Regions from separate parts of the Mus musculus genome. Here region 2 is linked to region 1. The links are chromatin loops, found by intact Hi-C in ENCODE. Cell type or tissue: left cerebral cortex. All regions are shown on one strand.

What was found. Peaks named below come from ENCODE experiments on the same cell type or tissue, not always from the same donor. Only the 100,000 strongest peaks of a DNase experiment are listed, where the experiment ranks them.
Region 2: a loop joins it to region 1, with 7 times the contacts of the local background. A loop is called at or near these places in 3 of 42 quality-filtered maps.

What each region holds. Positions count from the first base shown.
Region 1 is chr11:41,488,441-41,493,440 of GRCm38, reverse strand. No RefSeq gene overlaps it. Among named protein-coding and RNA genes, the nearest start is that of A230004M16Rik, 220 kb to the left of the region's middle. In left cerebral cortex, no CTCF peak of the experiment used is centred here; DNase peaks (open chromatin) are centred at 1,243 and 1,984; H3K27ac peaks cover 2,608 bases.
Region 2 is chr11:41,649,853-41,654,852 of GRCm38, reverse strand. No RefSeq gene overlaps it. Among named protein-coding and RNA genes, the nearest start is that of A230004M16Rik, 58 kb to the left of the region's middle. In left cerebral cortex, no CTCF peak of the experiment used is centred here; a DNase peak (open chromatin) is centred at 2,076; H3K27ac peaks cover 1,189 bases.

The sequences.
Region 1 (5,000 bases):
CGTTTTTAAAAGTCTCACACGCCTTCTTTTTAACTCTAAACTCGAGTTCTTGTTGTAGTCTTAGAAAGTCTGTGCTTGTTCTCAGGATTTATGAATTCTCCCAAATCTGCCTGTTCCTTTGGGATTCTCCCCAGTCAGGCAGAATGCTGATTCTAAGACTAGTGAACTGAAGGTATATGAGCGAAGGATAATGGTATTTTAGGAGGAAAGGGTTTTACTGAAGAAAGAGTCATAAATAAGTAAATAACCTGATAATTTTCGAGACAAAAGGAAACTAAATTGGAAAAAGTGACCTATCCTGTGCAAATATTCTGGAGTTCAGCGGTAGTAGTGTTGTACAAACTTGCTGTACTAATGAGGACCCTTACTCTAGTCCCAGGTCTTAGAAGAGCCATAATGTATGAAATATATTCCCATTTATGATGGCTCTTCTATAGAAATTACATCACCATGGTTTGCCAAAACCACTCCAAATAACCAATTCTTACCTCAACACAATGGGTATAAAAGCCCTTTCATCTCTCATCTTCACATGAATAAATGTGTTTCCTCTGATAAAGAATCACAAACCTCTTTTAAAATTAAGTCTAAATACACTCCCATAGATGACTGTGCACTGATCATAATAATATTATGGACTTCATTCCCTTATAATACCAACTACCAACAGGACAGGTAATGGGAATTGTTCGATGTAGAGGAATTGAACAATTTTTACTGTTGCACCAATACACTGACTTTAAGCAATCTCCCTTTTAAAATGCCTTTCGAGAATCATGTATATATGCAGCTCTACACTTTTCTCTCCCCACAAGGGATTATAAATTTCTCAGTGTTTAGCAGCTAGTAAGAGCATGCTTCTAACTGAGTATCTCTCTGAAAATATATCCCTGTGGACTGTCAATAATAGCATCAACCATCCACGGTTTAAACAAAAACACTAGTGTAGTACTTAGGATTTCCTCGCAGAGTGACCAAGAAAACAGTTTGCTTATATTTGTAAAAGTGAAAATCAACTTGCCTCTTCCTAAACTGCCCTGTGTCTTTGTTGCAAAGCAACAACATTGTGCTGACTCTCAATGACCTACTCCATGCATCGAGACCTGTTTATTTTTGTCCTCTGTGTCTTAATTTATTAAAATAAATGTTGTCTTTTCTCAGTGTGAGCGAAAATAAACGATGGCTCATATTGTGCGTGGGTTCTTCCTCATGACAGTCCAGACTGCTAACAGATTGTTAATATGTTACCAGCTCTATTATAAGATCCTCAAAGATGCCACTTGTGAAGTCAAATTCTCCATGTGAAGCAGTACTGCTCAGCAATGCATAGAGATTGAGACACCCATATGTTTCCTGAGTACAGGTGTCTGCACAGGTGTAAGAGACACAGATATATGGGCATGCTCCAGTCGCTTCTGCAAAGATATGCTGCTTACCTAGCTGTGGTCACTCTGGGAAGCAAAACTACCTGAAATTGTACAGGGGCATTTCTGTTTTCTGACTAACATCTACATATATTAAAATGGAAGGTGTTCTAAATACAGACATTTCTGGAAATGAGGAATCTTAAGAAAAATGAACAATGGCTGGATTGAATGAAATGAAATATAGTTTTGGTGCCTCCTAAAGACATTGATAAAAAACCTTTAACCTCAGGAGACTCACAAAGCCTCAAGATGTGGTGTTATTCAAAATTTTAATGCATTATTCATGGTGAATCTGCTAAATTATACATAAATACACCCCTTCCTTTATAAACTGAACTCTGACATTCCATTGACATTATAAAGAAGATTTGAGTTTTTGCTAGGACCATGGGAGAACCTATCAAGAATATCGATCCCATATTCACAGGCTATGCTGTACAAGGACAGGCCAGAAACCTTCCAGGGGATTGAGTTCTGGCAGGATGAACATCATCTGTTCTGTTTCCCAAAGCTGCTTGTTATTTCAAGGAAAATATTCTGTTGCAGGTTGTCATGGTTGCCGCCCTCGATCCTTAGAGATGTAGTGTCAGTGAGGTTCTGCCACTATTTTATGCAGACCCAGATGGATTCCACACAAACAAATCTTACTGAGTGCATACTTGCTAGCCACTGTGAAAAAATATTTTATATGCACAAATTTGTAACAAGGTTAAACATTTTCACTTTATTGTGCATTATGAAGTACTCTTCACAGCATAAAGGAGAATAAGTGTCTTTGAAAGTATCTCTAGCATATATATGTTATTAGTATTAGCTATATATCTTTAGATAGTCAAGATAATTCCTCTAATATTAACAGCACATCATGACTCAAAGTGGGCTCACAAGTATCCTTGGCCAGGATGGCTTTCTTGATTAATCCCTGATGTTTCTGGTGACTGCTTCTTATCCCACTTGTGGATGCTGAACTTGTTTGTTCATTGTGTCCTTTTTTTGAGACAAGGTCTCACTATGCAGCCCTAGCTTGCCTGGAACACACTGTATAGACCAAGCTCTACCTCCTGAGTGCTGAGATTAAAAGTATATTCCACCACACCTGAGACACCTGGTTGTATGTTTTTATTTTTATATCTTTAATTTAGACTCCTCTAGCTCCACCCATATCCCCTCTCATTTGGTTCCAACCCCGTCTCGTGTCTGCTTAGAAAGTAAACAGGCTTCTAAAGGAAAATAATAAATTAAACTAGAATATAATAAGGTAAAACAAAGAGGAACACACTGGAATAGGACAAAAGAAACAGAAAGAAAAGAACCTAAGAAATAAGTCACAAGAAACAAGTCACAGGGACTGACTTGGTCACTCACTCATTAATCCCATAAAAACACAAAAGCAAAAGCCATAATAGAAAAGCAAAAAACTTATAGGGTAAAGAGAGAGAGAGAGAGAGAGAGAGAGAGAGAGAGAGAGAGAGAGGGAGAGAGAGAGAAAGAGAGAGAGGAGAAAGCATATATATAATATACATATATAGACACACACACATATATATATACACATATCTGTATGTATCTGTATATACTTTCTATACATACATATATACATACATATGTATACATAGTATTTTTCAAAACTGTCCAATATGACTTTATGTGACAAGAAACCTCCAAAATTCCTCTGAGTTTGTTTCTGTTGAGCATCTACTACTGGACATGTAGCCTACTCTGAAGAATAGTTTATATTCCCAGTGAAACTCTCTTGGAGAAAACAAAATTTTTACTTGCTAGTAGTTATCAATTGGAGATAGCTTCTGGGCAAATGATGAGGACATGTGTCCAATTCTTTCAATTCTAAGACCTCTGGTTCAGACCTGCTCAGGGCCTATTCATGCTGCCCCAATCTCTATGAATTCATCAGTCTTGTTGACTGGAGGACATTGATTCCATGGTGTCTTCCATCTTCTCCTTTATATTCTTTCTGCCACATCTTCAGCAGAGTTCCCTGAGCCTTGAACGAAGAGAGAATTGATGATCACATTTAGGGTTGAGTGTTCAGAGATCTCTTCATCTCTGCATACTACCTGTATGTCAGTCCCTATATTTATTTCCTTCTGCCTCGTGAGGATATTTCTAATGATAATGACTGAGCAGAAACTGATTCATGAGCATAGCAGAATATCATTAGGAACTGTCTTACTGCCACATTCTTTCACTAAACTAGTATTAGTTGGTTTTACCCTTGGTCTCTGGGGTATCTAATATCAGGTTCTGGGTCATCCAAGCTGCCAAGCTGATATGGTTCCTTTTCATGATGTAAGCTTTAAGCAAAATCATATATTGGTTGGTTTTGTGCCACCGTTGTAATAGCATATACCTTGTAGTCAGGGTGCCAGTGTAGACTGAAGGTTTTATAGCTGATTGTTGTTCACCTTTCTCTTTCAGTGGCATGGAAAGCACATTCCTCTACCAAGGGAATTTTCACTAAGGGTGAAAATTGTCTGTAGACACAAGTTTGACTTCTCCAAATTTAATGAGTTATGTAGGTATTGTCTTCAGCAACAGATCTTTGCCTTCAGTCTGTGCAAAACAACCTATTTTCTTGCCAAGATTTGAATTTTCATAAGACCTCTTTGGTTAACAAACCAAAAAGATTTAACACAATCCCAGAACAATTATCTTCATTTGGTGAAAAGATATGCCCAGTTGTGACTCTGTCTCTCCAATTATTTGGTGATTTCTTTTAGAAATTCTTCACATATGTATATAGTTTATGAAGTGCCTATTGTACTAGGTATTCATACTACCACTCAAAGGGTTCTTAATTTTAGCTGTCCCTCTGTATTTCCTCCCTGCATCCTCTTCTCCAGTTGATTCTATCTTTCTACCTCCCTTCTAAACACACACACACACACACACACACACACACACACACACACACACACATGCATACATACATGCACATACACACAAACAGCACATTCATCCATAACTATCTTTCTGCTCTATTTAGCGTCCCTAGAAAAATCTGTCTGTTTTTTCTATTCCCTTACCTAGGTATATATACCTATACCTGAACTCTGGTTCTACAGACTGTAGTTTGGATATCAATGAATTAATACCCACATCTAACTAAATATGTACCTTATTTGTCTTTCTGAGTCTGGATTACATACTCAGGATAATTTTTTCTTGTTCCATTCTTTTCCCTGTAAATTTTATAATTTCACTTTTAATGGCTCAAAGGTTACTGTTTAGTGAGTAGTACAAGATGTCTTCATTTATTTTTTAAATGTTAGTAGTTACTGCTATGATCTTGCCTCATACAATCACCTTCATTGTGTCTCATAGATTTTGATATTTTGTGTATTCATTTTCATTCACTCTAAAAGTCTCTTATTTGCTTTTTTTGTTTTTCTTTCTTTCTTTCTTTTTTAATCTTGACTCTTTTTCATTCAGAATGATTTGTTCAGTTTCATAGAGCCTGCAGGATGTCTGTTGGTTTTGTTGTTGACGATTTACAGTTTTAATCTGTGGTGGTAAGATAGAATACAAGGTGTTATTTAAAGTTTCTTGTATATC
Region 2 (5,000 bases), 160 kb before region 1:
ATTATTGTTGCTAAATTATAAGCAAGCCAAAGTTCAACAATTATACACTTCTTTGGGCTTCCATCAAAATAAACCTAATAGGCCATGCCAATCATATTCCAGCCCAACAGTTTTCAAGTGTGTTGCATTCTCAGTAATAACTTCTTGGAAGTAGCAGACACATAATGCTAAGATAAATTTCTCTCGTTGTATATCAACAACTACAATGACCACATTTCACAACAGATAAGAATTCCATTTAATTTGTGATCCCCATCGCCACCCACTTAATGTAGAAAGAATTTAAGAAGGAATCCAGAAGTAAAGAAATGTTCTAGCTAAAACAAGAGATAATGTATTTTTTTTTTTGCTTTAGCTCTTGGAATAGTTTTGTTACATACAGCTCTCCCTCTCTTCTTTCAAATATTAGCTTGAAAATAGGTTGCGTTGTTTCACAATGAATTAAATATGGTAGAATTCTGATAATTTCATAAAATGTCAAAAACATTTTCTAAAGTAACAACTGGTAGCCAATGAAAACAGTTACATATTTCATTACATTGTTTAAAAATTCAAATATATACTGTGAACTTTCCTTCTGAAACATCTCTGAGCACCTTAAGGTAAAAATATCTAAGTAAGCAGAGGCTTGTCTAGTCTATGTTTTGTATATATTCCAAGGCATAAATTTCAAGTAAAGACTAAAAAATAAGATGCTTAATTTTTCTTATTAACTTCATATAATGAAACTTGAAGGATGCAACACTTACAAGATAATTAATAGTGATAACCTTAACAACTGACATTACCATGTTGATTGAAGAAAGGATGCTATGGGGCTGTCCACAAGATAGGAGTGCTTGCTGTTCTCAAAAAGAATCCAGATTCAGTTCCCAGGTATACAGTTACAGTTCACAATCATCCTAATGCCAGTTCCAGAGGATCCTGCTCTTTCTGCCATCTTCTACAGACACCAGGCATGTACCGGGTACAAGTATATACAAGTATGCAAAACACACATACATGTGAAATAAAATAATATATACTTTAAAAAAAATAACAAGATTGCATTAAATAACATACATTGAAAATGTAAAAATATTAATATAGTATATGCTATTTATATATTATATACGATATTGTATAACTTATGGTATACTGTAAAGTCCATGGTTTTAGTTAGTGGAATAATGCCAGCATTTTCTCGATATTTTGATACTTTATTTTCTGAAGCAATAATTGCATCATTCCAAGCCTTCTTTTTCCTACCACCAACCCTCCTCATGTACACCCTTTGCTCTCTCTCAAATTCATAGTCCCTGTTTCTTTAATTGTTAACAGAGCTGCTATGAATTAATATTTTATTGCAGCATTTTAAAAACTTGCTGAAGGCAAAAAATTACTTGGTTGATTCTCATGGGAATAAACATTCTGAATGTCTGTTTTCTTAGCTACAACAAAGAGAAAGAATGCTTTGTTTCATCATGACCTTAAAGGAACATAAACATATGTCTAATCTGAATTATATTTCTCTGTGAATCACTCCTCAGATATACAAAAATAATTGGTGTAGATTAAACACCTGGGCACTGGGCAGTCAAGGAAGAGGTTGGTTTGCTAAATACAGTAAAATTAATGAGAAGCAAGTTTAATCCTGAGCATCAGAAGTTAATATCCTCAGATAGAATTGAACGGGATGAGCTTTGGGGAAAGAAGGTTCCCATTAGATGTGAAAGAATTAATCGCATGAATAAAGTGGGGCACAGAAATGAGAGCTTAACAAAAAGCACATACACATTCCAAATTTGATAAGCTTGGTGAATTCAGTATTGCTAAACAGTCATTGATTTATGAAGTGGGTTCACTCACATGCCTGGATCAAATGAAACAAGACATGCACAGCATCTAGACTTATTCCTTCCAAGTAGGCAACTAGTGACAATATTAGGAAACTGGGCAAGCTTGTCACCCAAGCTGCCAGAAAGATTCCTATGGGCTCACTGAAGTCATCTGAATCCTCCTGCAGCTGAGGTTCCCCTAAAAGCAGCCCACATGAGTTTTAAACTAACTAGGGAAAAGCATGACACACTGGTCTAAAAATGGTGAAGGACACTAGCTGTAGGACAGACTGGAATAGAGCCTAAACTATTCCAGCCAGATCTTCCCTATTTCAGGATATTTCATTCCCAGCACATTTTACACTTATTTTTGAAAACTACAAGTAAGAAATTGGAAAGATTCGAGCCATCTAAGTACAGCCAGAGAACTGTCTTAAGTCAGCTTTCTTACACAGACATCCTTCTCAGCAAAGATGGACACATTCACAGGTCTGTAGACCTCCCCAGACTCAGGAACAGATTTTTCTCACCATGCCAATGGCAACTTCACTGAAGTAATCTCAGGGCAACATGACTATGCAAAATCCAGAATATATTTCATTAGCTGTGAGTGTAATAGGAAGATCATGTCTGTCCACAGCAGAGATCTGTCCTTGGATAACCACTAACCAGTCACATGACTACATAGGCAATCACAGAAATGGCACCACTGTCTAAGTGAAGTCCATAGGAACACTATAATCTCATTGGACTAGTTGGCCATCATTGGGAAGAGAGGCCCCTTGGTCTTGCAAACTTTATATGCCTCAGTACAGGGGAATGCCAGGGCCAAGAAGTGGGAGTGGGTGGGTAGGGGAGTGGGGGGGAGGGTATGGGGGACTTTTGGGATAGCATTTGAAATGTAAATTAAGAAAATACCTAATTAAAAAAACCTATGTTTCCCATCTTTAAAAATTCCTTCCAGCTACCTGATACTGTGACAGTCTACACATGGACAAACATAAACAAAGAATTAGTAACTTTTCAATGATATAAATAAAAATATCATATGTAGAAAGTACCTTCTCAATTTCTTTGTTAATCTGTAACATTCAAAGTCACTTATTATATGACCTGCTAATAGTCTTAAAGAAGATACTTACCACACCAAAATATGCCTTGCTTGAAAGGAAGATAGAGAATTTTCAACAATTTCTGCAAGAATTTCTGCAAGAGAATGTGTTTCTTGCAGAAAGTGAGTTTGTCTCATCATAAAAATGGTAATGTTCCTCTCACAATCTCAGTGCAGCCAGAGTATAGAATACAATTCCTTTGGTACAAGAGGTCCATTACTACAAGTGGAAAGGGCAAGTCTTTACACAGCACTCATCTAGCATTGATTCTAGGAGTCTAGGTAAGACATGGCTAGTGGAATCACAGAAGTGGCTCCACCATTCTCTAAGATCCCTATAAAAATGTCTCAGAACTCCAAATGTCATGTTTTCCACATGAATGGGATTTGATTGATACATGTGGAGTAATTTATCCAGGAGTGTTCACAGTGATAAGTTGCTAACACAAAACCCAGAGGGAAGACTGTCAGGGGAAAGGTGAAATAATGATGATAGTAATGTGAGAAAGTTATTCAGAGTTTTCACGTTCTCCTCCCTTTTTGAGCAGGAGGAAAATAGATGAGAAGATTTACTTGGTTTCTGATAAACTAGATGCTGTTATCTGTCTAATCTTAGGCTGTCCTATGTCAGTTCTAGACTCCCACAAGCAAGATCGCTTTGGTGAAGCCTTTTAAATGATCTTCTGTTGTGCTTCCATGACTTCCAACTTGATTTTAACATTTAGCACATCTTTCTTTCATTGAATTGATTTATATCCATGTTTTTATCCAAAGATTACCCCTGAAACACAGACACTGTTTTCTTTATCTAAATTTTCCATACAATACACCTTATCATGTTTCCCCTCTCCCAGATCTTCACAGATTCTCTCCATCTTCCTACCCAACCCAACTTCATGATCTCTCCCTCTCTCCCATTCCCTCTCTCTTTCCCTTCCTCCCTCCCACTCCCTCTCTTCCTCCCTCCCTTCTTCCTTTCCTCCCTTCCTCCCATTCTACAGCCCCCCAAAAGAAACTAAATTAAACGAACAAAGAACATAGGAGGGTGGTTGAATTGGGACTACTCCTGGCCATGTAGTTTGCCCAGGAATGTCATTGATATAAGCAGTGACACTCCTCATGAAAATTTGATTTTCCTGTGTCCCAGCAGGTATCAATTACAAATCATTTCTTAGTTAAGGGTGAAATTCTATGTTTCCTTTGCTTTTTTGCTGTTGTGATTTCATCTAGTTTGAACATATAGAGATCTAGGATGTACTTTCCCAGACTTCCTAAGTCCATATGTGCACATGCTAGCTCTTATAGAATCCCAACATGTAGTTTAACAATGTGCATCCTTTGATATAGTCTTTTTAATGAATTCACTGCTATAATGTGGATCATCATTGCTGAAGGTCAGTAATAAATCAAGCTTCTGGGTTATACTCAGAAGAAAAGTATATTTAAATAACCAAATAATTACTTACTGAATCCATAATTAGATTTGCTCTTCTTGACAATATACATTTTTGTTTTTAAAGAAAACACTGCAACAATGTATTACCTATGAAGAGCACGTCCCATGATAAGAAGTTTGAGAAATTGCAATGTAGTCTTTTCCTCTTTTTAAAAAGAGTTGATTATAGGTTCTTTACCAAGTACTGAGGCTTTAGCTGTGGGTAGTTGACTAGGATTTTGGTACTAGGCATGTTTTCTCTCTTGATGAACATGTCTTACGCTCAATTGCAGAGTTGTTGGTTACTGCTAAGGTATGTCGTCATTGCTGAACCTGTAGGGTTATCATTCATGATGGCTGTGGTTGCAGGTCATAGTATCATAGCTGGCTTGTCCTTATACCCACAGATAAGTGTTTCTCTCACTCCTCATCAAGTACATTTCTCTTTAATTTAGACCATTATAGAAAACCATAACTGATTGCGTTGCATAGTTATGAAGCCCAATAACAATGCATATATCTATAATTCAATTCCTGAACCTATGGATCAGGAAGCATCACATGATGCCTGGCAGGAAGATAGTAGAGCCTGAGTATCGTGAAATTTGCTGTAAGATTATATCTTCTAGTAGTTTTA